Regions from separate parts of the Homo sapiens genome. Here region 2 is linked to region 1. The links are chromatin loops, found by intact Hi-C in ENCODE. Cell type or tissue: ascending aorta. All regions are shown on one strand. Links, peaks and the distances in the headings refer to the core of each region. The heading gives the core; the rest is flanking DNA. Region 1 overlaps RNF144B (ring finger protein 144B). Region 2 has its middle 27 kb from the start of RNF144B.

The links. Peaks named below come from ENCODE experiments on the same cell type or tissue, not always from the same donor. Only the 100,000 strongest peaks of a DNase experiment are listed, where the experiment ranks them.
Region 2: it touches region 1 in a loop (2.5-fold over the local background); 3 of 110 quality-filtered maps call a loop at or near these places.

Annotation. Positions count from the first base shown.
Region 1 is chr6:18,408,886-18,424,951 of GRCh38, reverse strand. All of the region lies in intron 2 of RNF144B (ring finger protein 144B), which reads right to left. It overlaps LOC124901271 (a long non-coding RNA gene), which reads right to left and starts at 3,661. Exons shown (of 2, transcript XR_007059487.1): 1 at 2,493-3,661; 2 at 960-1,419. RefSeq lists an enhancer at 9,121-10,320. In ascending aorta, for the core only: no CTCF peak of the experiment used is centred there; DNase peaks (open chromatin) are centred at 8,611 and 8,862; H3K4me3 peaks cover 891 bases; H3K27ac peaks cover 1,556 bases.
Region 2 is chr6:18,352,691-18,368,756 of GRCh38, reverse strand. It overlaps the pseudogene DDX18P3 and the pseudogene IMPDH1P9. Among named protein-coding and RNA genes, the nearest start is that of RNF144B, 27 kb to the left of the region's middle. In ascending aorta, for the core only: no CTCF peak of the experiment used is centred there; a DNase peak (open chromatin) is centred at 6,589; H3K27ac peaks cover 1,851 bases.

The sequences.
Region 1 (16,066 bases), core at 3,699-11,698:
GACTTTCCATCAAAGACTTTGTGGGAAAATGTTAATCCTTTGACCTTCTGAGATATCCTTTCTCCACTCCCTGCAAAGCACCAGTTAAACCACTTAAGGTGGAGAAGCTGTGTAGACAGAACAGATATTTGTAACAGAATATCCCAGGTGCCTCTATGCAAGGCTCTTAGAAATATTTGGGTCTACAGAATAAGTTTAGCATTAAATAGGAACTAAAGATACTAAGTGAGTCCTTATAGGCAAACACATTCATTTCAAATATAACTGCAAATGTGTTAAGTTGAAATATACACCTTCCCAAGAGCTTATAATGGATGTGCCTCTTACTAATAATGTAATGTTCCTAGGTACACTACAAACCACAATATATCAACTAAATGAATTTTGAAACTTCCTATAAGCACTCTCCTGGCCACAATATTATATGACCCACGATTTTGGGTGAGAAGTTAGACCTCTGTACACTGACTCCAGGGTTTAAGTACACATACCCTTTGTTTTTAATGCTAAGAAACACTGGTTCAAGATAGAGATTTGTAAGGGCAGGTTGCTAAGTAGTCCTACAGCACAGGCACTTGACATTCCATCAGTGTGGGCATGCATTTCTATTCAAAGGCAAAGAGGGAAAACAACCAGCCCTAGTTATTGCTTTTTACTGAATTTTCAAGTACCCCAGGCTTGTTATATGCTGCCCATTAACTTTCACTAAAACATTTAATCTCGAGTGTCCCTCTCTTCTTCTGTATCTCTGGCTAAAAAGTGCAAAATAAGTGAAAACGTTCACATGAATCCCATGTGCATGTCATACAAAACACAGGTAAATGGTTAACAATTCTAGGGGGGAAAACTGGCATCTAGCTTATAAAGAGAGAAACAAAGAAAATGAAAACAAATTATAGCAATGCAACAATGGCAAAATAAAATAATCACTATTAACAAAGAAAACTACCACCATTTAGTCACATTTTGAAAGTTACATTTATTAAGTAGCATTCAACAGATATTTAAATAAGCAATTTTCTTAACAGGTAACAAATTGTAAGGAAAATGTTTCAAATAGAACATCTCAAAACCCAAATGACCCAAGGGAAAAAAACCTTTTTCTTTTGTATAGTCAACATTTTACTTAGTTTGGTAAAACACAGAATTATTTTTAGGCCATGAAGGGTCATGCAAAATAATAAGGATTGTTCGTCAAACTCACTCCACAACCTTTAAGGATTCATATGGGATCTAACCAAAAATGTAACCAAACACCTGGTGAACCAGACGACTCATATTGTCTCTTCCAACTCTGAGAGTCTATGAATTGTATGCAATGGAATCTACTCAGAAACAGGTGTCTCCTAGACCCCTTTCAAGGGTATCAGATTCCGATGTACCAAAGTCACAGGCATTCTTCATATAAGGTGTTCTCACCTATTATGATGGACATGGCAAAAAGGGTCACAGTGTTAAGACAAAGCTACTATGTACCTACCCAAGAACAAATCACAGGAGTGGGCAGGGAATATATGTATATTTTTAAAAACGTACTATATAGTTCCTCATTCTCTATCACTAAATTATGCCCTACCTAAAGTTTTTTTTTCTAAGAAAAAATAAAGCATTATAATCTATAGCCAATGAAACTGGATTCCAGCCATGTAGGTTGAAGCACAAGCTCTAAAGTCTCCTCTACATCTTGAGCCAGTCATTAACCTCTCTAGCTACAGTGCTCTCATTTATAAAATGGGACAATATCACCTGTCTAAGCTGCTCTCAGGGAAAATGGAGAGTCCCCCATTCACTTTGAAAAGTGAAAAGAGGTATGCAAACGTAAAGTATAATTGGAGAATGGAATAGATGTTTCTGAATAGGCAGGCATGCAGAAATGAAAGTCCACAGACAAATAGGAACCTTAGAAAAGCTTCATGAGGGTGAGGTGAATAGGTAAGAGAATAGGTACTGTTGAGAGGAAGGAGGTAATGAGTGCCATTAGTTGATTTTTTTTTTTTTTTGAGACTGGGTCTTGCTCTGTTGCCCAGGGTGCAGTGGCACAATTATGGCTCATTGCAAACCTCAAACTCCTGGGTTCAGTGATCCTCCCACCTCAGCTCCTCAGTAGCTGAGGCTACAGATGCCTGCCACTACACTCGACTATTGATTGATTGATTGAAATTGGGTCTATGTTGCCCAAGCAGGCTGGTCTCAAACTCCTGGGCTCAAAGAATCCTGTCGCCTCAGCTTCCCAAAGTGCTGGGATTACAGGTGTGAGCCACTGCAACTGGCCCATTCATTGAAAATTTAAGTTGACTTCCAGGATCTTAGATGCTTCTGGATGCAGGCGCTGGGGTCCTGTGGTCAAAGGAGGACTTGTCAGCCCACCTGGCTTGAAGGTGAGTTGGTGAACTATTGACCTAGGTTTTCTCATCCATAGCTCAGCCAAGTGGGAAGGAAGGTGATGAGGGGGAATGTGCCCAAAGGCCAAAGCCCAGACAGGTCTTGAGTACCTGTTTTGCTTTTTATCACTCCAGGTACAATGCAAACACTGAAGTACATATTCCATAAAATGTAGACTAACATTTCCCTGCCTCAGTGCACAATGACATCACAATGTTTCCAGTGTGTTCTAAATAACATCTCACACTGAGAACAACATTCTGCTTATTCCACTTCAGACTATGATCTGTACACATGATCCAAGAATAAGACTGCCTTTGTTAGATGCTGTTGAGTTAAATTATTAGCACAATTCAAGATAGTATCTCTCCCTACTCAAAAGCCTATCCAACACACCAAAAGCATCCTGGTTTGAAAATATTCAGACAAATTAACAACCTATAGCTAGGCAGGAAGCTGTTTCCTGGTATAGTCCGATCCTAAAATTTTTCTTACAAAACCCCTTTCAGATACCTTGGCTTTTTCACCAATATGAGATTACTTAGGTGACCAACCTCCCCCTTGTAGGTGTTGGCCAACCATATAGGACATGAAAGGACTGATAGGAAAACCTGGCACCAAATGATTAAAGGAAAAAGCACCAAATCAAACAGCAAGCCATAAATAAGCACAGTTTAAAAGAGACCTTGGTTTGACAGTTCTCGTCCCTCATCCCTTTTCATTCCAGAAGCCTTCCCTGCCTCATCCCCTAGTGTGGCAGCACACCCAGCCCGTCTGCCCTCATAGCACCCTAAGGCCCAGCTCGCACTGTATTTTTCAAACTGCGTGCAAAGGTGTATTCTTGGGAACCCAAGAGTTCTTCATGGCAAGATTTTCCCCATTTTATGTTTATTCAATGCTCTTAATAAAAGCATGCCTGGAACCACCTCAGGAAATTTCCTGTTTCCACCCAGTGTCCGTGCTAACCCTTGGTCTGTGGTGCCACCCTGCTTTGCCACGTAGGGGTGCTATCATTGTCACAGGCAAATGAAAAAAAGAAGAGAAGAATCTGGGCCCAGTGAATGCTGAACACGTCAAAATTTTTAGTGATTCCAACAGAGAAAGGTGACAAGATCACTGAATTACCACTTAGTCATTGGAACACATCAAACTCAGAGCCTAACTGGAAAAAGCAATTTACCCAAAGTTAAACATCACTCATCACATTAATGTTAACTTACATTTTATTGGTCTGTAATTTTATTTTATATATATGTGTGTGTGTGTGTGTGTGTGTGTGTGTGTGTGTGTGTGTGTATAATATATAATTTTTTTTTTTGAGATGGTTTCTCACTCTGTCACCCAGGCTGGAGTGAAGTGGTACGATCTCAGCTCACTGCAACCTCTGCCTCCTGGGGTCAAGCAATCTTCTCACCTCAGCCTCTGAGTAGCTGGGACCACAGGTGCGCACCACCATGCCAGGCTATTTTGTATTTTTGGTAGAGACAGAGTTTCGCCATGTTGCTCAGGCTGATCTTGAACTCCTGAGCTCAAGTGATCTGTCTGCCTCAGCCTCCCATAGTGCTAAGATCTCAGGCATGAGCCACTATGCCTGGCCTTATTGGTCTGTAATTTTAATCAATATTAAGTTTGTATAATTATTGTGGTGTTCTTATTCTTTAAGAGATATATGCCTAAATATGCTTATATACTACTTAGTATCATGTTTGTATAAGTTTTCGTAAGACTCTAATAAAGGAAATTTTAAAATAGTTTGATATTAAGTTCCAATTCTTTTCCCCTTCAAAAGGAAGCCACATAAAATCATCAAAAGGAGGGAGAATGGACTGATTCTCAATAGCAGTGAGGCTGGTGGTATTGCCTTCTCACTTGGGGACATACTAGAATATCAGACTATCCAGAAGGAATTTTATAAATGATGCAACCTCCCCCGCTCCCCAAATTCTCCAGAAGACTTGGCTTTTCCTCCTCTACTTGCCAACCTTTCTATGATGACCGTAGGTAACACCAGATGTTTATTGTACACATGAGCAATGTAGCACGCCCAGCATGCTGCATTGCAAATGACTATCAACTTGCCTGCCTCCTCTATAGCCTAGAAGCTCCTTCTAGATCTAGATTATATCTGCTCCTCTTCATGTCCCCTACAAGCACCTAATCAATCACAGGACCTGGCACATAGTAGACACTCAGGCTTCTCTGAGAGCTGGAAGCCTGAATCCAGCACTTACTGGTTGAGTATCCCTAATCTGAAAATCCAAAATCTGAAATGCTCCAAAATCCAAAACTTTTTAAGCACCAATATGGTGCTCAAAGGAAATGCTTATTGGAGGATTTTAGACTTTAGATTTTCAGATTAGAGATGGTAGACTAGTAAGTATAATGCAAATATTCCAAAATCAAAAAAAAAATCAGAAACCCGAAACACTACTGGTCCCAAGCATTTCAGATAAGGAGATAGGGGATACTCAGTCTGTGCTCAACTTTGTGGCCAAGCTCCTTCACCTCTGATAACTGAAACATATGAACCCACCCAAACACACATCCATCCTCTGTTCTTCTTTTCTTGACACATAGGAGCCAACTCTGCTTTTCTGGTTCCCATCTCCTCCTGCCTTTCAGGAAATTTACCTATTCATTACCTGTTTTCTTTCCTATGTCTTGAATTTTGTCCTGTCTATACTTGAACATGTTCAAAATATCCTAATCAAAGAAATCAAAGAAAAGTCATAATAAAACAGCATAGAACAGCCCTCTCTCACTCCTCTTCCTGGCTGTATACTGCCTTCTTCACTCCTCAACTCTTCACAATCAAATGTTTGAAAGAGTTGTCTTCCCTCACTCCTTCACCAATCCCATCCCAACTCCTCCCTGCCACTCAACTGAAGTGGCTCTAGGTCACTGAATCCAGTACACATTTCTTCCTTCCCAACCTCTCAACAGCAGTATCACACACAGCTAACCACTCCCACCTTCCTGAAACCCTTTTTCCCCTTGTCTTCTGGATCCCATACTCTTCTGGTTTTCATTCTTCCTCTCTAGTCACTCTTTCTCAATCTTCTGCATTTTCCTCAACTCAACTTTTAAATGCTGGAATTTCAGGAAAGGACCTAAACTCTCTTCTTTCTACACTTTCTTCCTGGGTCGCCTCATTTGCTATATAGAACCAGTTGTGCTAGTCCACTGCCTATTTGCTCTCAGGAGAATATATCCCAAAAGGCCAGTGGTTCCCTAGCAGAGAGCAGTGCCCCCGAAGAAAATGATCTAAGCCTGGTATGTTTTTATGGACAAGAAACACTGGAAGATATGGGACACTACTGGGAAGGGTATCCTTAATAAAAAGCCATAGGCAGGAGGAGGAGGGGTGGATGGACAGAGGATAAGGAACTTCAGAGATAACATTCGCCTGCCTTACTATTCAACTACCTTACTGACAATGTTTCTCAAACTTGAATGTCCATCCAAGTTATTTGAGGATCCCATCAAAAATGCAGATTCTGATTCAGTGGATCTTGGGTGGGGTCTGAGGTTTTGCCCTCCTTGTAAGTTCCCAGGTCTCGTTGGTGCCACTGGCACACAAACCACACTTGTAAGTACCAAGACCCATGTCAAAGATTCTCCACATCAGCTTTTTAATAGAATTATCTGGGAAGGTTTCCAGAAGTCCAATGCCCAGGCCATACCACAGACCAATTAATTCAGACTCTCTAAGAGAAGGATCCAGGTGTCAGTGTATATTATATATATAGCATTATTATATATGATATGTAAATATTATATATTTTATATTATGTCATGTTTTATTGAGATATAATTCAGATATCTATAACTGAGATATAATTCACGTACCCATACAATGCACCCATCTAAAGTGTACAATTCAGTATTTTTAGTATATTCACAGTGTATAACTATCACCAAATTTGATTTTAGAACATTTCATAATCCCAAAAGAAACTCTGTGCCCATTAGTACATGCTCCCCATTTCTCCCCCAGATCCTCCATGCACAGCCCTAGGGAACCACCATTTGACTTTCTGTATGTATAGATCTTCCTACTCTCTACATTTCATATAAATGGAATGATACAATATATGGTCCTTTGTCAATGGCTTCACTTAGCATAATGTTTTCAAGATTCATACATGTTGTAGCATGTATTGGTACTTCATTTATTTTATTGCTGAATAGTATGCCATTGTGTGAATATACCACATTTTGTTTATACTTTCATCAGTTGATGGACATTTGGGTTGTTTCCAGTTGAGTGGTATTATGAATTATGCTGCTATGAGCAAGTTTTCATGTGGACATACATTTTCGTTTCTCTTGGATATTTACCTAGGAGTAGGTATGGTATATGGTAACTCTATCTTTGCCTTTTGAGGAACTGCTAGATGATTTTCCAAAGCAATTGCATCATTTTCCATTCCCACCAGCAGTGTATGAGAGTTTCAACTTCTTTAAATTCTCATCAAAACTCGTTATTTTCTGTCTTTTTTATTATAGCCATCTTAATGTGAAGTCGAATATCATTGTGGTTTCGATTTGCATTGCCCTGTTGGCTAGTGATTTTGAGCATCTTTTCACATGCTTATTGGTAATTTGTACATCATCTCTGAAGAAGTCCCTATTCAGAACTATCTATACTTTCATCTATTTGTAACTGAGTTATTTGTGTTTTCATTACTGAGTTGTAAGAATTCTTTATATATTCTAGCTGTATCCCTTATGAGATATGACTTGCAAATATTTCCTCCCATTCTGTGAGTTATCTTTTAACTTTCTTGATGATGTCCATTGAAGCAAAAAGGTCTTTAATTTTGATGAAGTCCAATTTATCTGCTTTTTCTTTTGTCGCTTATGCTTTTGGTGTCACATCTAAGAATGTCTTGCCTAACCCAAGATCATGAAAATTTTTCTATTTTCCTATGTTTTCTTCTTCTAAGAGTTCTATAGTTTCAGCTGTTATAGGTGTATGGTCCATTTTTGTTAATGTTTGTCTGTGGTATGAGGAAGATCACAGACATCTTAATTCTTTTGCAAACAGATATCCAGTTGTCCAGCACCATTTGCTGAAAAACATTTCTTTCCTCTTTGAATTGTCTTGGCACCCTTGTTGAAAATCAAATGACAAAAAATAAGATTTATTTATTTATTTATGGACTCTCAATTCTATTCCATTGATCTATCTGTCCATCCTCATGACAGTATCACAATGTTTTGATTACTGTCGCTCTGTAATCAGTTTTGAAATGAGGAATAGAGCTCTCCAACTCTGTTCTTTTTCCAGATTGTTTCACCATTCTAGGTTGCTCAAATTTCCATAGGAATTTTGGGATAAGCCTAGAATTTAGTCGGAATTTTTACAAGAGGTGTGTTGAATCTGTAAATCCATTTGGGGAGTACTGCCACCTTAACAAGTCTTCCAATCCATGAAGATGGGATATCTTTTATTTAGTCTTTTAAAATTTCTTTCTAGAGTATTTTGCAGTTTTCAGAGAATTTTCTACTTTGGTAAATTTATCCCTAAATATTTTATTCCTTTTAATGATATTGTAAATGGAATTATTTTCTTATTAATGCAATTATATTATTTCTTACTAGTATATGGAAATACAATTGATTCTGTACATTGATCTTATATTCTGCCACCTTGCTGAACTGTTATCAATATTTTTAAACTCTTGAAGTGATTCCCATTTGCAACCAAGTCTAAGCACCACTAGTTCAGTACCACCCATGCCCTCCATTCTAATCAGGGAAGATACTTTTATGCCCCTCATCACTCTTTTCTACCCAACCTCTCCATAGAGAATACAAGCATTCAGCTAGTTCCAAAAGAAACAGCAAAGGAAGCTTAAGGGGGAAATTATATATGCAAAATTTAAAACTCTGATTGAGAGCCTTTAAATACTTTAGCCCAAAATAGTGCCGTTACATTTTCTGGAAAAGATTACTAAGATCCACCTTGTAAGTTTGAGGACAGTCATTCAATATGGGAGATTAAATCTGGACTCCAATCAAAAGTACCTCCAGTTCCCACCAACCAAGAGTGATCAAACACGTCTATCTTTATCTCAAATGATCATGAAATATCTAAATTAAGAAACTCTATGACAGAAATAGCTCTGAAGAGAAACCCATTGGAAATGCTGCAGCCTGGTCCAGGCTTCACAAGAAAGCCAAACAAATTTGCTAAAATGGAAGAACATTCCAATCAGAGCAGTGAACTGGCACTAGCGTTGGAAAAATCTGCTTCCAATTTGAGTAATTCAATCACTCATCCATTAACCTTTCAGAGGAGTTTCCTTTTGTCCCACTTGTGCTGCCTTTCTTAACAGAAGGAGGCCCCACTTTTTATACTAATCCCAAAGAGATCCCTCTGGCCCAGGTGCTATCTTATGACACAGTATGCTCAGAAAAGTAACTGACCATTCCAGGAGAAAGAAAACAAGAAGGCTTGCCAAGTTTACATCCTTCTACTTTCTCCAAAGAAACATTAGCCTTCAGAACTGTAAGCCCTCAGCTGACACCAAAGCCTTAGCACACAGACCCAGCACAGGCAGTGAGAATAAGCATACCACGGATTCAGCATAGCCAGATTCCACTGAATTCATTTGTCATTTCATTCTTCCTCCTACTATTAGAGTCTCTGCTTGAACTGTTAGCGCTTCTGAATCTCTAAAAGTGCACTTAAGGTCCCAGCAACACAGAAAAAAAAAACAAAACCCAAGTTAGTAAAGGTTCAAGAAACCCCTTCAACCATGAGGTACGGCTATGCTAGTCACCTGAATAAAATATAACCATTCAACCCAATCTAAGCAAACACATTGAGTACTCACATTCCACTAGAGAATGCAGAATGAATATTAAACTACACCATGCAAAGGACAGCAGGCTAAACAGACGGAGAGATATGTGATAAAGCAAGCAAAAAGTTAATGTTAGAATCCGCTATGATTTGAATGATGGTGTCCCCTTCAAAATTTACGTTAAAACTGAACCCCCACGGGAGGTGATTAAGTCACGAAGACCCCACTCTCATGAATGGAACTGGCACCCTTATGAAAGGGCTCAAGGTTAAAGGGAGTGCTCTCTTGCCCTTCCATCTCTTCTGTCACGTGAGGACACAGAATTTCTCCCCTCCAGAGGAAGCAACAGTAAGACGCCATCTTGGAAGCAGAGAGCCGCCATCACGGGACACCAATCCTGCCAGCACGTTGATATTGGACTTTCCAGCCTTCAGAACTATGAGTAGTGGATTTCTGTTGTTGATAAATTACCTAGTCTCGCGTATTTTGTTATATCAACACAAAAGGACTTAGGCACAATCTAAGAGATAGTTGGTATACGGTCAGCCCCCCGTCCTCAGATTTCACATCCATGGATTCAACCAACCACGGACAGAAAATATATTTTTAAAATCACAATAAGAAATACACAAAAAATACAGTAGAAAACCCATTTATATAGATTTACATTGTATTAGATATTATAAGTTACCTAAAGATGATTTAAAGTATATGGGAGGATGTACATAGGTTACATGCAAATACTACACCATTCTATATAAGGGACTTGAGCATTCATGAATTTGGGTATCTTTGGGGTGGGGAGTGGGAAGGGGCTTGGAACCAATATCCTGAAGATACCAAGGGATAACTCTACAGGTATTTGTTGTAAAAATCTTTATCTTGTTTCATAACAAACTGTTGTACAATTTTTTCCATCTTTTTAAAAGTTTTTGTTCTTTTTCACCTTCAAGAATAGAAACAGGATGTTGTACAATATTTTAAAACTAAAAGCAAAAGATAAAATTTATACCATTCATCAAATCTCAGATTTTAATACTGCTTAAAAGCAGAAATCCTATATTTTAAATAAAATCTGTCTCAGTATTTAAACCAGTTTGAATAAATTATAATGAAATAATATCTTAATTAAAACTAATCATATATATACCTACTACGTATCTATACAAATTAAAACATTTTTAAATAAAACTAGTGGTAGCAATATTAATAACTATCTGAATTTTTGAAATTTTAAAAGAATATTAACACTGTATAAGTGACAGAATAAAGCTAACTCATCACCAACATTTTTTCCTACAGGATATAACCTACAAAGCCAGCATGCAAAATAGCTCATATTAATGACCCAAAAGTTGGGAAAGAGTGACGCTTAACAGTTTCCTCAAGAAGATATTATTTCTATACATGGAATGATAGGAACAAGGGACATCAGTTAAGAATAGACCTAACCCTTAAACTTCCTCTTGAGCTACATTACAAAAGAGAATCTCTTAGATTTAAGAGAACTGAACTCTGAAAAAGTAGAAAAGGTTGGACAATGACTAGGTTGGTTATTAGAAATCTCATTTTATTCAAAATTATTTTGAAATAATGATATTCAATGACTCCACAGCAAAATCAGCATCTTTCTAATTATAAGTTACATTGCATCAAGACCACGACTATTCCTCACCTCACAATATTCCCCCGAGGATTTATCCTGCAAAACCTGGAATTTTTTTTAACATTTTCTAAAAAGCAAGTTTTTAGAAGTCAAGGGGCTTCATATTGAGTGGGCTTTTTTCATATTAATTGACATAATTTGAACCAGTCTTCCTTTTCTGAAGGTTATCAATACCATAAACCGTAAGATAAAGTTTTTCAAAGGCTAGACATCATTCCATATTAAAACAATCTTTAATTAACACATTACCTAGGGAAAGCAGATGTTAAGCTATAATATTTTTTTCCATTTGCAGAAAAGGTCTCTGTGCTCTGCAGTAACCCATGCATTAAACACCCTCAACACAGAAGAATCACTTGGAAACAACCGTCAGACTGAGGTCCTCTTAAGAACACCAGTAACTTCCACAGACACAATGCGCCTGGAGGGTGGGAGAACATCAGTCATTGAGGCAGAATGCCTGGCCTTGAACCTTGACTTCAGTTTCAACATCTGAAAATATGCTAAATGCACTGGGAACTTCCAGTTGTGTAAATCAGACCTCTGAATGTCTCGGCCTTGGTTTCCTCAAATAACTTACCCGAAATCACACAGTGGAAAGTTCACAGAACACTCATGTTCATGCTCAATCTCTAATATGAGGCCATGGCCACCACTATATTCTGATTACATACTTTCTGTTCTCTGAAAAACTCCTTGGATTTTTTAAACCAGTAGTTCTTTACATTTGTTTTGTACTGACTAAACTTTTACGTATATAAAATCAGTAGCCAGTTGTCAATTTTGCATTTTATAGGCTATTGTCAAGCTTTAGACATTTCAGGTTAAGATCACAAAAGCCAAATATGGGCCTTCATCCATTTTCATGCTAACAAAAAAAATTTAGGAACCACATACTATGTGCTAGGCCATACATTATATATTTTCACAGAGCTTGTTTTTATTTCTTCCAAACGACACTATGATGTAGGGATTAACATTACAGATCCTGGGCAAGTTATTTAACTCTGAATTGGTTTATCTGTAAACTGGAAGAGTAAATGGGGGAAAAAATAGTACCCTTGCATATTACATATTATATGAAAGGTACTCAAATGCCCTTGCTTTTCCTTCCGTAATTTTTTTAAACAGATGAATAAAATGAGGTTTAAGCAGATTGAAAAAATACCCTACATTCATGTAGTAAATACCTCACACATATTTTCCAGAAGAGTCAAACCAAAAAGACCTCCTTACTGTGGGTGGGAAATGATTCAAAACCATGGAGGCTTTCAGTTAACACAGAGCCATGTATTTCCATGGAAATGAGGCACTGTGTCTCACCTGATTCCAAGGGGTACACTGCATATCTGGAATCCACATAGATAAGCCTTATATAACCAATCTTTAATGAACTGAAATATACAGAAAATGGGATTTTAAAAAACTGAATTTTCTAGTTAACTCACCACCCTTTTTCAACTTGCCTAAATTTTTTAAACCTCCTTTACCTACTTAGTAACATTTTGTCACTGGACATGAATTTTTTTGTGTGATAAGGCATCTCCCTCAGTCTGAACACCACCATTTTTTCATTCATTCATGTCTTCTATGTGTAATATACTTTTCTAGATATGGCCCATTTTTTTCTAACTTGATTACTATTAATACCAAGGTATAAAATCAGTTGAAACTATACTGGCACTGAGCATACTGTATGTTTTTTAAAGATAGATTCATGAGATGAGCTTCTCTTACAACAATTTGCTTCCTCCTAAAAAGAGGAAGTATGGATTAAACCATGAGATATGTTCTTTTCACATACCAGATTACAGAAGGTGAAAAGTTGGAAAATACCCGGAGTGTCAAAAGAGAGGCCTCTGTTCCTACTCTGTTGGTGGAGTTGCCAAGCTGGTGCAACAGTTTGGAACAGTAATTTGGTAACACATACTGATTTAAAATGTACATCTATTTTGGTTAGGCAATTCTATTTCTAAAAAGTTATCCTAAGGACAGGTATTTTCACATTTATATAAGTAAAAAAAATGTATTCATAATAGCAAAAACTAGAAACAACCTTAAAATCCATTATTTAGGAGGGGCCCAGTTAAATAAATTTTCATACAACCATATCATAGAACACTATACAATACTTAAAAAGGAAGGTTGGTCTGTATATTTTTGCACAGAAACTTGTCCACAATGTACTATGTTTGTAAAACTCAAGTTAAAAGTATCTGTAGTTAAAGATCCCATTTCTCTATTAAGTGATGTGCGTAAGTACACAGGGAAAGAGTCTAGAAGAAAGTACAGGTGGGCTGGGCGTGGTGGCTCACGCCTGTAATCCCAGCACTTTGGGAGGCTGAGGTGGACAGATCACCTGAGGTCAGGAGCTCGAGACCAGCCTGGCCAACCCCCTCTGTACTAAAAATACAAAAATTAGTTGGGTGCGGTGGCGCATGTTTGTAATCCCAGCTACTTGGGAGGCTGAGGCAGAAGAATCACTTGAACCCAGGAGGCAGAGATTGCAATGAGCCGAGATCACACCACTGTACTCCACCCTGAGCGACAGGGCACAACTCCGTCTCAAAAAAAAAAAAAAAAAAAAAAAATATATATATATATATATATATATATATATATATATGAATCATGCACATGCTTTTTGAGGTTTTTTGGTTTATTTTTAAATTAGCATGTGTTACATTTATAATTAAAAATTATCTTCAATGTAATAAACCAAGAGAGCCCTGAAACATGATTATTTTGTACTTTAGGGTCCTATTTCTTCTATGAGTACTAGCCATGATTTTTAAAAATGTACTTTCACTGGGCACGGTGGCTTATTCCTGTAATCCCAGCACTTTGGGAGGCCGAGGCAGGCAGATCATAAGATCAGGAGATCGAGACCATCCTGGCTAACATGGTGAAATCCCGTCTCTACTAAAAATACAAAAATTCCCTGGGAGTGGTGGCACGTGCCTGTAGTCCCAGCTACTCAGGAGGCTGAGGTAGGAGAACTGCTTGAACCCGGGAGGCGGAGGTTGCAGTGAGCAGAGATCACGCCACTGCACTCCAGCCTGGCAACAGAATGAGACTCCGTCTCAAAAAAAAAGAAAAGAAAAGAAGAAAAAAAAAGAAAAGAAAGCTGACAGTATCCCAAATGGATAGGAAAAAAGAGAAATTGGGGCACAAAAATAATTTAAATACTCCAGGCATCAAAACTGCAGTCTGCCATACACATGTATCCTAAGTTGATAAGGACATTGTTCTCCGAGCTCTGCTTCAGCCTGCCATGGTTCCCTCCTCCTGCTCCAGCCTTGCCCACTTTCAGTCCATTCTCTATCCTGTACCGACGCCATCCTCCCTATCTCATTCCCAAACAAAGCCTTCCAGTGGCTCCATAATGTTTTTTTAACACAGCATACCAGGCCCTCCATCTAGTCTCTGCTTGCCTCTCTGGCCTCCTGCCTGAGCACACCCACACTTCCAACAATGTGTCCCAGGAACATCTTCCGGTTTGGTTCCTCAGCAGGTCACTCTTCCCTGATTCTGTGTTCTCACATGTGGCTGGCCTCTTTTCCCTGGAGCACTGTTCTCACCCACAGCCCCATCAACAATGCCATCAAGCAATCCCTATTATCTTTCAGTCTCAGCCCTTAGGAAACCTCCTACCTCCCTGAGTCTATTTTAGGTGGGTTTCTGTATGCTTTATAACATATTGTACTTCCTTTATCAGAGGGTCTACTGCCCACATAACAGCAGGGCTGGTTGTGTCTGATGACTGCCACTTGCTCCACAATTAACACCATGCCTGGCACACACTAGTACCAAATGGATCAGTAGAGTCTGGACAAAGGTGGGAATAGACTTAGAGAATATTGGAATAAGGGTGCAACTTCAAAAGAAGAAATACATAAACTTTGGTGACTTAGTGGCAACAATGGAAAAGTTCTCTCATCAGAAACCAACTTTTGCCTGCTCTCTGGTCATGATTTGCATGTTTGGCCAGCCTATTACATTCTGATATGTGGTTTGAAGAATTAAACTTTGGCAAAGGCATGCTTAAGGGGGGAAAAGTCTACACAACATACAAGCACAGATCACCAAACTATCTTTTCACAACTTCCTTTGTAAAAAGAAATAAAATTCTGTTCCACATTATAACATCACCCCTTACCCGAATACCAAGCCTAAAGTACTTGTTACGCCTATGATCGAAGTAAAAAATGTTATGTAGGCCGGGGCGCAGTGGCTCACGCCTGTAATCCTAACAGTTTGGGAAGACAAGGCGGGCAGGTCACTTGAGGTCAGGACATCGAGACCAGCTTGGCCAACAAGGTGAAATCCCATCTCTACTAAAAATACAAAAATTAGCCAGCATGATGGCACCTGCCTGTAATCCCAGCTACTCAGGAGGCTGAGGCAGGAGAACTGCGTGAACCCAGGAGGCGGAGGTTGCAATGAGTCAAGATCGTGCCATTGCACTCCAGCCTGGGGGACAAGAGCAAAACTCCATCTCAAAAAGTAAAAAAAAAAAAAAAAAAAGGTTATGCAAGTGAAGTTTGTCCCAAAAGAATTCTGTCAACCCAAGAGGGTGGGGGAGGGCATAAGTTACTATTTCTTAATATACCTATGGCAAGAAGGTAAGATATGTTAAAGTATGTTCAAAGAGATCTACCCAGAAAAAGAAGAGTTTTCCAGGGTTTTTTTTTTTTTTTTTTTTTTTTTTTTGAGACAGTCTCACTCAGGTGCCCGGGCTGGAGTGCAGTGGCAAGATCTCAGCTCACTGCAACCTCCACTTCCCGGGTTCAAGCAGTTCTCATGCCTCAGCCTCCCAAATAGCTGGGATTACAGGTGTGCGCCACTGTGCCTGGCAAATTTTTGTATTTTCAGTAAAGACAGGGTCTCACCATGGTGGCTAGGCTGGTCTCAAATTCCTGGCCCCAAGTGATCCACCCGCCTCGGCCTCCCAAAGTGCATGAGACACCACACCTAGCCAAATTTTCCAGTTTCTATAGAATTGTGTAAATATACTAATAAAGCAGGAATATAACACACTTAAGGAATATATCACACTTTATTAGTTAACTTAGAGGCAATGGGATGAAAGGCAGACCCTGTAAAGGTCATGAGATGCTCATTTTGCAGAGAAAAAAAAAAAAAAAAAACACTTTTCTGGACTATATAGGTGGAGGCATTACCAGAAGAAAAATAATAATTC
Region 2 (16,066 bases), core at 2,714-10,713, 55 kb after region 1:
ATGCCCTGAATTAGACTATATTTTATATTTAAAAAATGGCGGCAACAGTAACAACAGCAGCAGCAGCAGCGGCTGCGCGGGTGTTTACGTGGGGTCGCGGGGTCTCCCGCAGCATGGCGGACTATCTGAGCAACTGCTGCACCGGCTACGTGCCTGAGGACGGGCTCATCCCACAGCAGCTCTTCACCAGCGCTGACGGCCTCACCTACAACGACGTCCCGATTCTCCCAGGATTCATAGACTTCATAGCTGATGAGGTGGACCTGACCTCAGTCCTGACCCGGAAGATCACGCTGAAGACGCCGCTGACGCTGATCTCCTCCCCCATGGACACTGTGACAGAGGCCGACATGGCCATTGCGATGGCTCTGATGGGAGGTATTGGTTTCATTCACCACAACTGCACCCCAGAGTTCCAGGCCAAGAGGTGCAGAAGGTCAAGAAGTTTGAACAGGGGGGCTTCATCACAGACCTGGTGGTGCTGAGCCCCTCGCACACTGTGGTTATGTGCTGGAGGCCAAGATGCGGCATGGCTTCTCTGGCATTCCGATGACTGAGACGGACATCATGGGTAGCAAGCTGGTGGGCATCATCACCTCCGCGGACATCAACTTTCTTGCTGAGAAGGATCACAACACCCTCCTCAGTGAGGTGATGATGCCAAGGATCGAGCTGGTGGTGGCTCCAGCAGGCGTGATGTTGAAAGAGGCAAATGAGATCCTGCAGCGTAGCAAGAAAGGGAAGCTGCCTATCGTCAACGATCTCGATGAGCTGGTGGCCATTATCGCCTGCACCGACCTGAAGAAGAACCGAGACTACCCGCTGGCCTCCAAGGATTCCCACGAGCAGCTGCTGTGGGTGTCCTTCTACAGGACCTTGGACAATATATATGTTGCAGCATATACATATATATGCAGCTGTGGGCACTCATGAGGATGGCAAATACTGCCTGGACCTGCTCACCCAGGCGGGCGACGACTTCATAATCTTGGACTCATCCCAAGGGAACTCAAGTGTATCAGATCGCCATAGTGCATTACATCAAACAGAAGTACCCCAACCTCCAGGTGATTGGGGGGAACATAGTGACAGCAGCCCAGGGAAAGAACCTGATTGATGCTGGTGTGGACGGGCTGCGCGTGGGGATGGGCTGCAGCTCCATCTGCATCACCCAGGAAGTGATGGCCTGCGGTCGGCCCCAGGGCACTGCTGTGTACAAGGTGGCCAAGTATGCCCAACGCTTTGGTGTGCCCATCATAGGACCGTGGAGCATGTGGTCAAGGCCCTGGAACTTGGAGCCTCCACAGTGATGATGGGCTGCCTGCTGGCTGCCATCACGGAGGCCCCCTGCAAGTACTTCTCAGACGGGGTGCGGCTTAAGAAGTACTGGGGAGCTGGGCGCGGTGGCTCATGCCTATAATCCCAGCACTTTGGGAGGCTGAGGCAGGCAGATCACCTGAGGTCAGGAGTTCGAGACGAGCCTCAATATGGAGAAACCCCATCTCTACTAAAAATACAAAATTAGCTGGGCATGGTGGTGCATGCCTGTAATCTCAACTACTCTGGAGGCTGAGGCAGGAGAATTGCTTGAACCTGGGGGGCAGAAGTTGCGGTGAGCTGAGATTGTGCCATTGCACTCCAGCCTGGGCAACAAGAACAAAACTCTGTCTCAAAAAAAAAAAAAAACAAAACAAAACAAAAAAAGAAGCACCAGGGCATGGGCTCACTGGATGCCATGGAGAAGAGCAGCAGCAGCCAGAAACAATACTTCAGCGAGGGGGATAAGGTGAAGATCACGCAGGGTGTCTCGTGTTCCATCCAGTACAAAGGTTCCATTTAGAAGTTCATGCCCTACCTCATAGCGGGCATCCAGCATGGCTGCCAGGATATCGGGGCCACAGACTGTCTGTCCTTTGGTCCATGATGTACTCAGGAGGGCTCAAGTTTGAGAAGCAGACCGTGTTGGCCCAGATCGAGGGTGGTGTCCATGGCCTGTGCTCTCACGAGAAGCGGCTGTACTGAGGACAGTGGTGGAGGCCGAGATGGTGGACGGGGCGCACCCCAGTGTCCCCCCTTCAGGCACAGCCTCCCTCCATAACTGAGTGGTCCACAGATTTGCACTACAGGTTCCCCAGCTCCTTTCCAGGGAGAGAGGAGGGGAGGTCCTGAGGGGTCTGCAGCCCCTCCCTGGGTATCCTCTGCTGAGTCAGGACTGCTCCCTGGGCCAGGCTGCCCTGGGAGCACCCCCACACCATCCCCCTAGGCTCTCAGGCCCTGCACCTGCCTCAGGTCTTTCTTGCTGCAGCCTGCTCCAGCCTGGCCCCCACCCCAGGAGCAGGTGGCCCCTCCTGGCTTCTCCTGTAGGGCACCTCCCTGCCCTCAGCCCCCCAGGAAATGGTGCTCTCCTGGCCCTGCCTCTGGTCCTTCCCAGGCTGCTGCCCCCTCAGCCATGTGGCAGTTCTGAGCTCCAGACCTAGGCCAGGGGGAGGTCTCTGACCCCTTCCCTGGCACTGGGCTACCCTTGGGTCCTGTTCCTCAGGCCACTCCCCTGTCCCAGGCCCTGGGGAGGAGGCTATCCTGGTCATGGCCCCCTGCCCATCATTCCTGACTCACCATCATCCGCAGGTGTACCATTCCTGCCCTCTCCTCAGCTGCAGTTGAAGGCTTTAACTCTGCACTCTTTGGGATCACAGTTATGTCACTGTGTATTAAATAATCGGAATAAATCAAGCAGATCTCAAAAAAAAAAATGAAATCACAGGTCAACATTATTAACTCTCTCCAGCAAGGATTGAATAAAAGGCAGTGAGCAAATATACTTAGTTTAGAATAAGTAAATATTTAAGTGGATTAATTACTCCTTGCTCATTATGAACTATTTTGTTATAGAGGAAGGATAGTTCTAATCTCTGAAAATTAAACAACATTATATTAGTTCATTCTCATGCTGCTAATAAAGACATACCCAAGAGTGGGTAATTTATAAAGGAAAGAGGTTTAATGGACTCACAGTTCCGCAGAGCTGGGGAGGCCTCACAATCATGGCAGAAGGCAAAGGAGAAGCAAAGGCACATCTTACATGGTGGCAGACAAGAGAGCTTGGGCAGGGGAACTCCCATTTATAAAATCATCAGGTCTTGTGAGACTTATTCACTACCATGAGAACACTATGGGGGAAACCACCCCATGATTCAATTATCTCTACCTTGCCCTGCCCTTGACACATGGGATTATTACAATTCAAGGTGAGATTTGGGTGGGGGATACAGCCAAACCATATCAAAAATCTATGTTGACTGTGTGGCGCCGTGGTCTAGGCACTTCTTGGACAGCATGTCTCACCTGCGGATGAAACTCCTGTGCAAGAAGATACAAAAGCGGAACCTCAAATTGCGGCAGCAGAACCTAAAGTTGCAGGGGGCCTCAAATCTGACCCTATCAGAAACTCAAAATGGAAATGTGTCTGAAGAAACAATGGGAGGTGGAAAGGTTAAAAAATCAAAACATTCTATGAACATGGGCTTATCAGGAGCTCCAAATGGAGACATGTCTCAAGAAGCAGTGGAAAATATAAAAGTTAAAAAATCTCCCCAGAAATCCACCATATTAATCAATGGAGAAGCAGCAATGCAGTCTCCCAATTCAGAATCAAAAAAGAAAAAGAAGAAGAAAAAGAGAAAAATGCTGAACGATGTTGTGCCTGATACAAAAAAAGCAAAAACTGAAAACAAAGGGGAATCTGAAGAAGAAAGTGCAGAGACTCCTAAAGAAACAGAAAATAATGTGGAGAAGCCAGATAATGATGAAGATGATAGTGAGGTGCCCAGCCTGCCCCTGGGACTGACAGGAGCTTTTGAGGATACTTCATTTGTTTCTCTACATAATCTTGTCAATGAAAACACTCTGAAGGCAATAAAAGAAATGGGTTTTACAAACATGACTGAAATTCAGCACAAAAGTATCAGACCACTTCTGGAAGGCAGGGACTTCTGGCAGCTGCAAAAACAGGCAGTGGTAAAACCCTGGCTTTTCTCATCCCTGCAGTTGAACTCATTGTTAAGTTAAAGTTCATGCCCAGGAATGGAACGGGAGTCATTCTCTCCTACTTGAGAACTAGCCATGCAAACTTTTGGTGTTCTTACGGAGCTAAAGACTTGCCAGGTACATACCTATGGGTTGATAATGGGTGGCAGTAACAGATCTGCTGAAGCACAGAAACTTGCTAATGGGATCAACATCATTGTGGCCACACCACGCTGTCTGCTGGACCATATGCAGAATACCCCAGGGTTTATGTATAAAAACCTGCAGTGTCTGGTTATTGATGAAGCTGATCATATCTTGGATGTTGGGTTTGAAGAGGAATTAAAGCAAGTTATTAAACTTTTGCCAACATGTAGACAGACTATGCTCTTTTCTGCCACCCAAACTCAAAAAGTTGAAGGCCTGGCAAGGATTTCTCTGAAAAAGGAGCCATTGTATTTTGGTGTTGATGATGATAAAGCTAATGCAACAGTGAATGGTCTTGAGCAGGGATATGTTGTTTGTCCTTCCAAAAAGAGATTCCTTCTGCTCTTTACATTCCTTAAGAAGAAACAAAAGAAGAAGCTTATGGCCTTCTTTTCATCTTGTATGTCCGTGAAATACCCCTATGAGTTGCTGAACTACATTGATTTGCCCTACGTGGCCATTCATGGAAAGCAAAAGCAAAATAAGTGTACAACCACATTCTTCCAGTTCTGCAACCCAGATTCAGGAACACTATTGTGTACGGATGTGGCAACAAGAGGACTGGACATTCCTGAAGTTGACTGGATTGTTCAGTATGACCCTCCGGATGACCCTAAGGAATATATTCATTGTGTGGGCAGAACAGCCAGAGGCCTAAATGGGAGAGGGCATGCCCTGCTCATTTTGTGCCCAGAATAATTGGGTTTTCTTCGCTACTTGAAACAATCCAAGGTTCCATTGAGTTTATTAGAATTTTTCTGGTCTAAAATTTCTGACATTAAGTCCCAGCTTGAGAAATTGATTGAAAAGAACTACTTTCTTCGTAAGTCAGCCCAGAAACCATATAAGCCGTACATACAAGCCTATGATTACCATTCTCTGAAACAGATCTTTAATGTTAATAACTTAAATTTGCCTCAAGTTGCTCTGTCATTTGGTTTCAAGGTGACTCCCTTTGTTGATCTGAACATCAACTGCAATGAAGCCAAGCAGAAAAAGCAAGGGGGTGGTGGTGGATTTGGCTACCAGAAAATCAAGAAAATTGAAAAGTCCAAAATCTTTAAATACATTAGCAAGATATCATCCGACAGCAGGCAGTTCTCTCACTGAAGACATGCCTTTCTTTCATCTTGAATAACTTTATCCTAAAATTAATTTTTTCCCCTTGATTTAACAGGATTTTTGTAGCCTTTAGAATTTGGACTTATCTAACAAGAGTATGAATTGAGTTGGGTTCCAAGCATTGAGCACTGTTACTTCTATCAAGCGTCTTTTTCATTTTGGTGATATAAAACAGGCTTTAATTTTCTTGGATGCCCAAGGGAAGAGCAAGGTCTTTCTTGTGATTATATAATATTTTAATTTTAAATATCCCTCCCTCATACATATAAATGTATGTTACTGATTTAATATAATTCTTTTTGTACCTTTAAAAAAATCTATGTTAATACAGCACTATTATCTCATCTGAATACTTTCACAAATGTCATTTCATTTAATACTTACAACAACCCTTCAGTTGAGGTTTTATCACTCCCATTTTACAGATGGGGAAACAGCATTGAAAGACGAACTGACTTTCCCAAGGTCACACAGTTACTGGCACAATGTACACTAGAAGCCAATGACCAAGTCAGGTGAGTTTCAGCTAGAGCAAGCTTGTACAGCCTGCAGCCCTGTGACCCAAGATGGTTTTGAATGCAGCCTAACACAAATTTGTAAACTTTCTTAAAACATTATACAATTTTTTTTGCAATTTTTTTTAGCTCATTGGCTGTCATTAATGTTAGTGTATTTTATGTGTGGCCCAAGAAAATTCTTCTTCTTCCAATGTGGCCCAGGGAAGCCAAAAGATTGGACACCCCTGAACTAGAGCACCCTTGCTTCCCAAATAAAACCATAGGTAAAATCAAGCTCCCCTTTTTTCTCATGTCAGGATCTTTTTTGGAAAGAGGACAAAAACAAGTTAATGCAAAACTTTTAGTTCTATTTTTAAACATCTGCTTGGGGCAAAAGGCCAGGTGTTCTGCCAAAACAAATTAGATAATATTCTTATACTGGCAGACTCTCAATCTTGACCAAGAAGAAAAATATCCAACATAATATATATTGAGAAAAGAGTCCAGCAACTCTGAGTACACTGAATTCTCAGCCTTGGCCTTCTGCAAGAAGGAAGAGGCAAGTTTCCCGTATGAGAGAACAGTCAAGGAGTATGACTCAAGGACTATTTCAGTACAAGATCTTATTTCAACCCTGTTGTCCATCTGTTTGCTGAGAATGTAAAGTTGTCTGGTTCCAAGTCAGAAAAGAGGATGAAATCATCTACTAAAGCCACATAAACAGGAGCCCCACAAAGGCACGCTGTGATTACACTACATAGCCATGCAGTGAGAAGCCAGTGCACACCTTCTATTATCTGGCTGGATCTGTGCAGTCATGGTGCCTTATCCCAGGGAGGCAAGTTCAGGGACCCAGCTAAACAAATGATGAATGCTGTAAAATTTATTCTCTATTTACTGCAGGTTAATGGAGAAGAAAGATAGGCACAGCGCAGTGGCTCACACCTGTAATCCCAGCACTTTGGGAGGCCAAGGTGGCAGAATCACTTGAGCCCAGAAGTTCAAGACCAACCTGGCCAATATAGGGAGACCTCGTTTTTACAAATAATCAAAATATTAGCTGGGTGTGGAGACATGCATCTGTTGTTCCAGCTACCTGGGAGGCTGAAGCCGGAGGATCACTTGAGCCTGAGAGGTTGAGGCTGCAGTAAGCCATGATCACACCACTGCACTCCAGCCTGGGTGACAGAGTGAGACCCTGTCTCAAAACAAACAAACAAATAAGTAAGATAAAAAAAAATAATGGGGGGGGGGGGGCGGGAAGAGCAACTCAAAGAATTGCATACAAAAAATAGTTAATATTTTAAATGTAGACATTGACTACATGCAATATCTATTTATCAACAATTGCAGCCAGCCATTCTTTCCACCCTATTCCTCTTCACCAGCCTCCTCTTTTTTTGAGCATCACTAAGGTCATAAAACTCACTACTTTCTACTCAGTCCTATCCTTCTTTTTGTACCATCTACTGCCACTACATCTTTCAATACCTGGAGCCCACATCCATCATCCACTTACATACCTCTATGTTGTCCCCCTACCTCCTCTACAGTAAGAGGAAAACAGAGGTTCCAGGGAGTACCAAACTTTAGAGAAGCTTAGGGGAATGAGTATCTAGAAAGCTAATGAATTCAGGCTATTGACCAGAAGAGTTCAGACTCTAATTTTAAGGGTAAGGTAAATTTCGAGGTCATAATTCAAGGTCAAATCAGCTATATTGTAGGCCAAATTATTATTTGCAGTTTGGCTAGAAACCTAAAGCAGCAAGTACAGTATTGTATCCAAAATAAAATAAGTTCCAAGTTCTAAACAACTAGAACGCTAAACATTTAGGAACCCTAAACATTCGTAAGTTTGGGACCACCTACAAAAAATGTAACAATAATTTTTTCCTCTTGAGTTTCCTTTTCTTTACAGCTGTAGAAGAAAACAGAAAGTATACATGTATGTAACTGGGTGTTGAGATTTGACCCCCTTCCATTGGAGCTACTTCAATTGAGAAAAGAGTTGGTGACCACCATTTGTTCCTAAGAGCCCTCGTGAATTTATTCTTCTCAGTGTGCCCAATGAGAAAAAGTGGACCAACTTCTGGATAAGTAGTGACAACTGGGAAAAGGACTCTCAACATTATCATAGAGAATAAGCACAACAAGTTTGGGGAGGGGTTTATATTGGCAAAGGGAGTCAGTTGGAGCTGTAGCCCAAGTGAAAAGTTGAGCTCCAAAGAAAGTGGGTGATTTCTTTTGAGCAGATACTCTAACTGTATTCCTATATGAGACAGGTGGGGTGGGGTGGGGGAAAATCAGGCTATAAGGAATGAGATTGTGGAAACAATGAGGATGTGTTTCAAAAGAAGAAAATCACTGACATGTCAGCATATTGGCCACACCTGTCCTAGTCTTATTTGCTCTTCAAAGAGCTATAATCATGGGTCAAACAGGAAAGGAAACTATTAGACTTCTCCATGTAACAGAGTACACAGAATAGGCTGCAGCCATACCAGATGAGTGAGAAAAGACTAGAGTCACACATTCCTACCAGTCAAAACTGGTGCCATGAGTGGCAGCCATGTCTGGTTTATGTAATTCTGCCTTCTTGGCTAAAAGCTGATTGGACTCACGATGGATGTCTGTTGAAAGGAGAGCCAGCCAGGTGCAGTGGCTCATGCCTGTAACCCCAACACTTTAGGAGGCTAAGACAGGATGATTGCTTGAGGCCAGGAGTTAGAGACCAGCCTGGGCAACAGAGCAAGACCTTGAAAAAAAAAAAAAAAAGGAAAGAATGAAAGAAAGAATGAAGGGAAGGGAGGCAGGAAGGAAGGAAGGAAGGGAGGAAAAAAAGGAAAAAGAAAAGAGAAAAGAAAAGAATTAGCTGGGCTAAATTAGCTGGTGGCATGTGCCTGTAGTCCCAGCTATAATACTTAGGAGGCTGAGACAGGAGGGTCACTTGAACCCAGGAGGTCAACACTGTAGTGAGCCATGATGGTGCCACTGCACTCCAGCCTGGGTGACAAAGCAAGGCCCTGTCTTAAAAATAAATAAAAATACAAATGAAGCAGAGTCAATCAGATTTTCCCTACTAGGAATTTGGATTTAGGGACAGCTCATCTCTGTGCCTGGTCAAAGCTGTGCAGCACCCATATTCTGTCATCTACACAAGCAGCAGAGAAAACTACAGACAGAACATAAAGCAGATGTGCAAGACAGGAGGGAAGAGTCAGAGGAACAGAACTCTAGCTAAACAGTTCTCAGTTCCAGTTCCTCCTAGAAGCCAGCTGGAGTCCTATCTTTAGGTTCCTCAAGAGACTCCTTGTCTTTAAAACAACTTTTCCTTTTTTAAAAAAGTAGTTCAAATTTATTTCAGTTATTTGAAACTAGACACACCTGGAGTAAAACCACATTACCAAAAATTAAAAGATGATTCTGCAATGAAAAGAGCATAGACTTTTGAATCTACCAATGCTGGGTTCACATCATGGCTCCCCTGAATATCAGCTGTCTAGTCCAGAGTAAGGACATAAAACTCACTACTAGTTTCACAGCCTGTCTGATCCTAGGTTTCCTTACTAGAAAATGCAGATAATGAAACATCCCTGTCTGACAGCTTTGAAAAGAGTTGTAGTTCTCCCAGCATGGAGTTTGAGATCTGAGAACGGACAGACTGCCTCCTCAAGTGGGCCCCTGACCCCTGAGTAGGCTAACAGGGAGACACCTCCCAGTAGGGGCCGACTGACACCTCATACAGCTGGGTGCCACTCTGAGATGAGGCTTCCAGAGGAAGGATCAGGCAGCAACATCTGCCGTTCTAAAATATTTGCTGTTCTGCAGCCTCCGCTGGTGATACCCAAGCAAACAGGGTCTGGAGTGGACCTCCAGCAAACTCCAACAGACCTGCAGCTGAGGGTCCTGACTGTTAGAAGGAAAACTAACAAACAGAAAGGACATCCACACCAAAACCCCATCTGTACGTCACCATCATCAAAGACCAAAGGTAGATAAAAGCACAAAGATGGGGAGAAACCAGAGAAGAAAAGCTGAAAATTCTAAAAATCAGAGCACCTCTTCTCCTCCAAAGGAACACAGCCCCTTGCCAGCAACGGAACAAAGCTGCACGGACAATGACTTTGATGAGTTGAGAGAAGAAGGCTTCTGACGATCAGTATAACAAACTTCTCCGAGCTAAAGGAAGATGTTCAAACCTATAGCAAAGAAGCTAAAAACCTTGAAAAAAGATTAGATGAATGGCTAAATACAATAAACACTGTAGAGAAGTCCTTAAATGACCTGATGGCACTGAAAACCATGGCATGAGAACTACGTGACGCATGCACAAGTTTCCATAGCTGATTTGATCAAGTGGAAGAAAGGGTATCAGTGATTGAAGAGCAAATGAGTGAAATGAAGCAAGAAGAGAAGTTTAGAGAAAAAAGAGTAAAAAGAAATGAACAAAGTATCCAAGAAATATGGGACTATGTGAAAAGACCAAATCTACATCTGATTGGTGTACCTGAAAGTGACGGGGAGAATGGAAACAAGTTGGAAAACACTCTTCAGGATATTATCCAGGAGAACTTCCCCAACCTAGGAAGGCAGGCCAACATTCAAATTCAGGAAATACAGAGAACACCACAAAAATACTCCTTGAGAAGAGCAACTCCAAGACACATAATTGTCAGATTCACCAAAGTTGAAATGAAGGAAAAAATGTTAAGGGCAGCCAGAGTGAAAGGTCGGGCTACCCAAAAAGGGAAGCCCATCAGACTAACAGTGGATCTCTTGGCACAAACCCTACAAGCCAGAAGAGAGTGAGGGCCAATATTCAACATTCTTAAAGAAAAGAATTTTCAACTCAGAATTTCATATCCAGCCAAACTAAGCTTCATAAGTGATGGAGAAATAAAATCCTTTACAGACAAACAAATGCTGAGAGATTTTGTCACCACCAGGCCTGCCTTACAAGAGCTCCTAAAGGAAGCACTAAACATGGAAAGGAACAACCGGTACCAGCCACTGCAAAAACATGCCAAATTGTAAAGACCATCGATGCTAGGAAGAAACTGCATCAACTAACGAGCAAAATAACCAGCTAACATCATAATGACAGGATCAAATTCACACATAACAATATTAACCTTAAATGTAAATGGGCTAAATTCTCCAATTAAAAGACACAGACTGGCAAACTGGATAAAGAGTCAAGACCCATCAGTGTGCTGTATTCAGGAGACCCATCTCACGTGCAGAGACACACATTGGCTCAAAATAAAGGGATGGAGGAAGATCTACCAAGCCAATGGAAAACAAAAAAAAACAGGGGTTGCAATCCTAGTCTCTGATAAAACAGACTTTAAACCAACAAAGATCAAAAGAGACAAAGAAGGCCATTACATAATGGTAAGGGGATCAATTCAACAAGAAGCACTAACTATCCTAAATATATATGCACCCAATACAAGAGTATGCACATTCATAAAGCAAGTCCTTAAAGACCTACAAAGAGACTTAGACTCCCACACAATAATAATGGGAGACTTTAACACCCCACTGTCAACATTAGACAGATCAATGAGACAGAAAGTTAACAAAGATATCCAGGAATTGAACTCAGCTCTGCACCAAGCGGACCTAATACACATCTACAGAACTCTCCACCCCAAATCAACAGAATATACATTCTTCTCAGCACCACACCACACTTATTCCAAAATTGACCACATAGTTGGAAGTAAAGCACTCCTCAGCAAATGTAAAAGAATAGAAATTATAACAAACTCTCTCTCATACCACAGTGCAATCAAACTAGAACTCAGGATTAAGAAACTCACTCAAAACCGCTCAACTACGTGAAACTGAACAACCTGCTCCTGAATGACTACTGGGCACATAACGAAATGAAGGCAGAAATAAAGATGTTATTTGAAACCAATGAGAACAAAGACACAACATACCAGAATCTCTGGGACACATTTAAAGCAGTGTGTAGAGGGAAATTTATAGCACTAAATGCCCACAAGAGAAAGCAGGAAAGATCTAAAATTGACACCCTAACATCACAATTAAAAGAACTAGAGAAGCAAGAGCAAACACATTCAAAAGCCAGCAGAAGGCAAGAAATAACTAAGATCAGAGCAGAACCAAAGGAGATAGAGACACAAAAAACCCTTCAAAAAATCAATGAATTCAGGAGCTGGTTTTTTGAAAAGATCAATAAAACTGATAGACTGCTAGCAAGACTAATAAAGAAGAAAAGAGAGAAGAATCAAATAGACGAAATAAAAAATGATAAAGGGGATATCACCACCAATCCCACAGAAATACAAACTACCATCAGAGAATACTATAAACACCTCTATGCAAATAAACTAGAAAATCTAGATGAAATGGATAAATTCCTGGACACATACACCCTCCCAAGACTAAACCAGGAAGAAGCTGAATCTGTGAACAGACCAATAACAGGTTCTGAAATTGAGGCAATAATTAATAGCCTACCCACCAAAAAAAGTCCAGGACCAGATGGATTCACAGCTGAAGTCTACCAGAGGTACAAAGAGGAGCTGGTACCATTCCTTCTGAAACTATTCCAATCAATAGAAAAAGAAGGAGTCCTCCCTAATTCATTTTATGAGGCCAACATCATCCTGATACCAAAGCCTGGCAGAGACACAACAAAAAAAGAGAAGTTTAGACCAATATCCCTGATGAACATCGATGCAAAAATCCTCAATAAAATACAGACAAACCGAATCCAGCAGCACATCAAAAAGCTTATCCACCACGATCAAGTTGGCTTCATCCCTGGGATGCAAGGCTGGTTCAACATACACAAATCAATAAATGTAATCCATCATATAAACAGAACCAAAGACAAAAACCACATGATTATCTCAATAGATGCAGAAAAGGCCTTCAACAAAATTCAACAACACTTCATGCTAAAAACTCAATAAACTAGGTATTGATGTGACATATCTCAAAATAATAAGAGCTATTTATGACAAAACCCACAGCCAATATCATACTGAATGGGCAAAAACTGGAAGCATTCCCTTTGAAAACTGGCACAAGACAGTTTTCTCACCACTCCTATTCAACATAGTGTTGGAAGTTCTGGCCAGGGCAGTCAGCCAAGAGAAAGAAATAAAGGGTATTCAATTAGGAAAAGAGGAAGTCAAATTGTCCCTGTTTGCAGATGACATGATTGTATATTTAGAAAACCCCATCGTCTCAGCCCAAAATCTCCTTAAACTGATAAGCAACTTCAGCAAAGTCTCAGGATACAAAATCAATGTGCAAAAATCACAAGCATTCCCAAATACCAATAACAGAGAGCCAAATCATGAGTGAACTCTCATTCATAATTGCTTCAAAGAGAATAAAATACCTAGGAATCCAACTTAAAGGGATGTGAAGGACCTCTTCAAGAAGAACTACAAACCACTGCTCAACAAAATAAAAGAGGACACAAACAAATGGAAGAACATTCCATGGTCATGGATAGAAAGAATCAGTATCTTGAAAATGGCCATACTGCCCAAGGTAATTTATAGATTCAATGCCATCCCCATCAACCTACCAATGACTTTCTTCATAGAATTGGAAAAAAACTACTTTAAAGTTCATATGGAACCAAAAAAGCGCCCGCATTGCCAAGACAATCCTAAGCAAAAACAACAAAGCTGGAGGCATCATGCTACCTGACTTCAACCTATACTACAAGGCTGCAGTAACCAAAACAGCATGGTACTGGTACCAAAACAGAGATATAGACCAATGGAACAGAACAGAGGCCTCAGAAATAATACCACACATCTTCAACCATATGATCTTTGACAAACCTGACAGAAACAAGAAATGGGGAAAGGATTCCCTATTTAATAAACGGTGCTGGGAAAACTGGCTAGCCATATATAGAAAGCTGAAACTGGATCCCTTCCTTACACCTTATACACAAATTAATTCAAGATGGATTAAAGACTTAAATGTTAGACCTAAAACCATAAAAACCCTAGAAGAAAACCTAGGCAATACCATTCAGGCCATAGCCATGGGCAAGGACTTCATGACTGAAACACCAAAAGCAATGGCAACAAAAGCCAAAATTGACAAATAGGATCTAATTAAACTAAAGAGATTCTGCACAGCAAAAGAAACTACCATCAGAGTGAACAGGCAACCTACAGAATGGGAGAAAATTTTTGCAATCTACCCATGTGACAAAGGGCTAATATCCAGAATCTACAAAGAACTTAAACAAATTTACAAGAAAAAATCAAACAACACCATCAAAAAGTGGGCAAAGGATATGAACAGACACTTCTCAAAAGAAGACATGTATGTAGCCAACAGACACATGAAAAAATGCTCATCATCACTGGCCATCAGAGATATGCAAATCAAAACCACAATGAGACACCATCTCACACCAGTTAGAATGGCGATCATTAAAAAGTCAGGAAACAACAGGTGCTGGAGAGGATGTGGAGAAATAGGAACACTTTTACACTATTGGTGGGACTGTAAACTATTACAACCATTGTGGAAGACAGTGTGGCGATTCCTCAAGGATCTAGAACCAGAAATACCATTTTACCCAGCCATCCCATTACTGGGCATATACCCAAAGGATTATAAATCATGCTGCTATAAAGACACATGCACGCGTATGTTTACTGCAGCAATATTCACAATAGCAAAGACTTGGAACCAACTCAAATGTCCATCAGTGATAGACTGGATTAAGAAAATGTGGCACATATACACCATGGAATACTATGCAGCCACAAAAAATGATGAGTTCATGTCCTTTGTAGGGACATGGATGAAGCTAGAAACCATCATTCTGAGCAAACTGTCGCAAGGACAGAAAACCAAACACCGCATATTCTCACTCATAGGTGGGAATTGAACAATGAGAACACTTGGACACAGGGTGGGGAACATCACACACTGGGGCCTGTCGTGGGGTGGGGAGAGGGGGGAGGGATAGCATTAGGAGATATACCTAATATAAACGACGAGTTAACGGGTGCAGCACACCAACATGGCACTTGTATACATATGTAACAAACCTGCACATTGTGCACATGTACCCTAGAACTTAAAGTATATTTAAAAAAAAAAAAGAAAGGAAATGCAGATAACAACTGTCATATATAGTTGCTGTGAAAATCAGAAAAACATATGTACAGCATCTGGCACATAATAAACATGAAGTATAGCTTCTAGAACAATTCACTGGAGTAGTAATCATGGTGGCAGTAGTGGTATTGCTTTGGCCATCTTGATAGGAGGGCTACATAAAAAAAAAAACAGAACTTATGAATACACAAAGATGTTTTTCTTCAATTTCTTACTTCACAAAATAACTCAACCCAAGTTTCCTTAGTGAGTTAACCTAGCATATTCAAAGTATGGTTTGACTTACAAATTTTTTTAATGTATCATCTGCAACAGATGACTTCTGTAATTTGGGGAAAAGTCCTAGGGAAATCCCGGTACAGGATCACTTCATCAGTTCATCTCCCTCCTCCATCAGTTTATACATTAGAACAATGGTTCTAATTCTTGTGGCAACCATAGGCCCCTTTGAGAACATGATCAAACCGTGAGCTTTCATTTCAAAAGATTCACATATACATATGAAGTTTTGCACATTTTCTGGTGTGCATGGTCCTACTGAACCACATCTCTGAATCCCCAAGGACTGAACAGTCTGATCTATTTCTTTTCTTGGCATTTCTTCACATTCTCTAAATCTCAGAATGTGCCCCTGGGTGTGGCCCACAGACAAGAAATAACCTGCCTTAACACCCCCACTGCCACTCAGACTAACATCCTGTGTTGCTAAAACACAACATGGCAGGTCCCTGCTTGTCTGGGAGTAGGACCTGGGTATTCCCAAGGTAGTCTTTACGTATTTACTATGCTTACTCCAGCACTTACACTGCTGTATTGTAATCATTGGCTTACTCACACGTCTCTCATACAAAACTGGAGGGCAGAAAATGTGTGTCTTTTCTAAGATTATGCTTCATATAGAAAGTATTCAATAAATATAACTATAAATAAGCATATAATATTTTGTAAATACAAACTATGATTTATAATCATCTTTCACTCAATAAATAATACATTCAAGACAGCATGCAGGCAATAAAAGTGTTTGGGTCTACTTTAGAACATCCCTCAAAAAGGTAACTCAGCTGGTCTTGGTC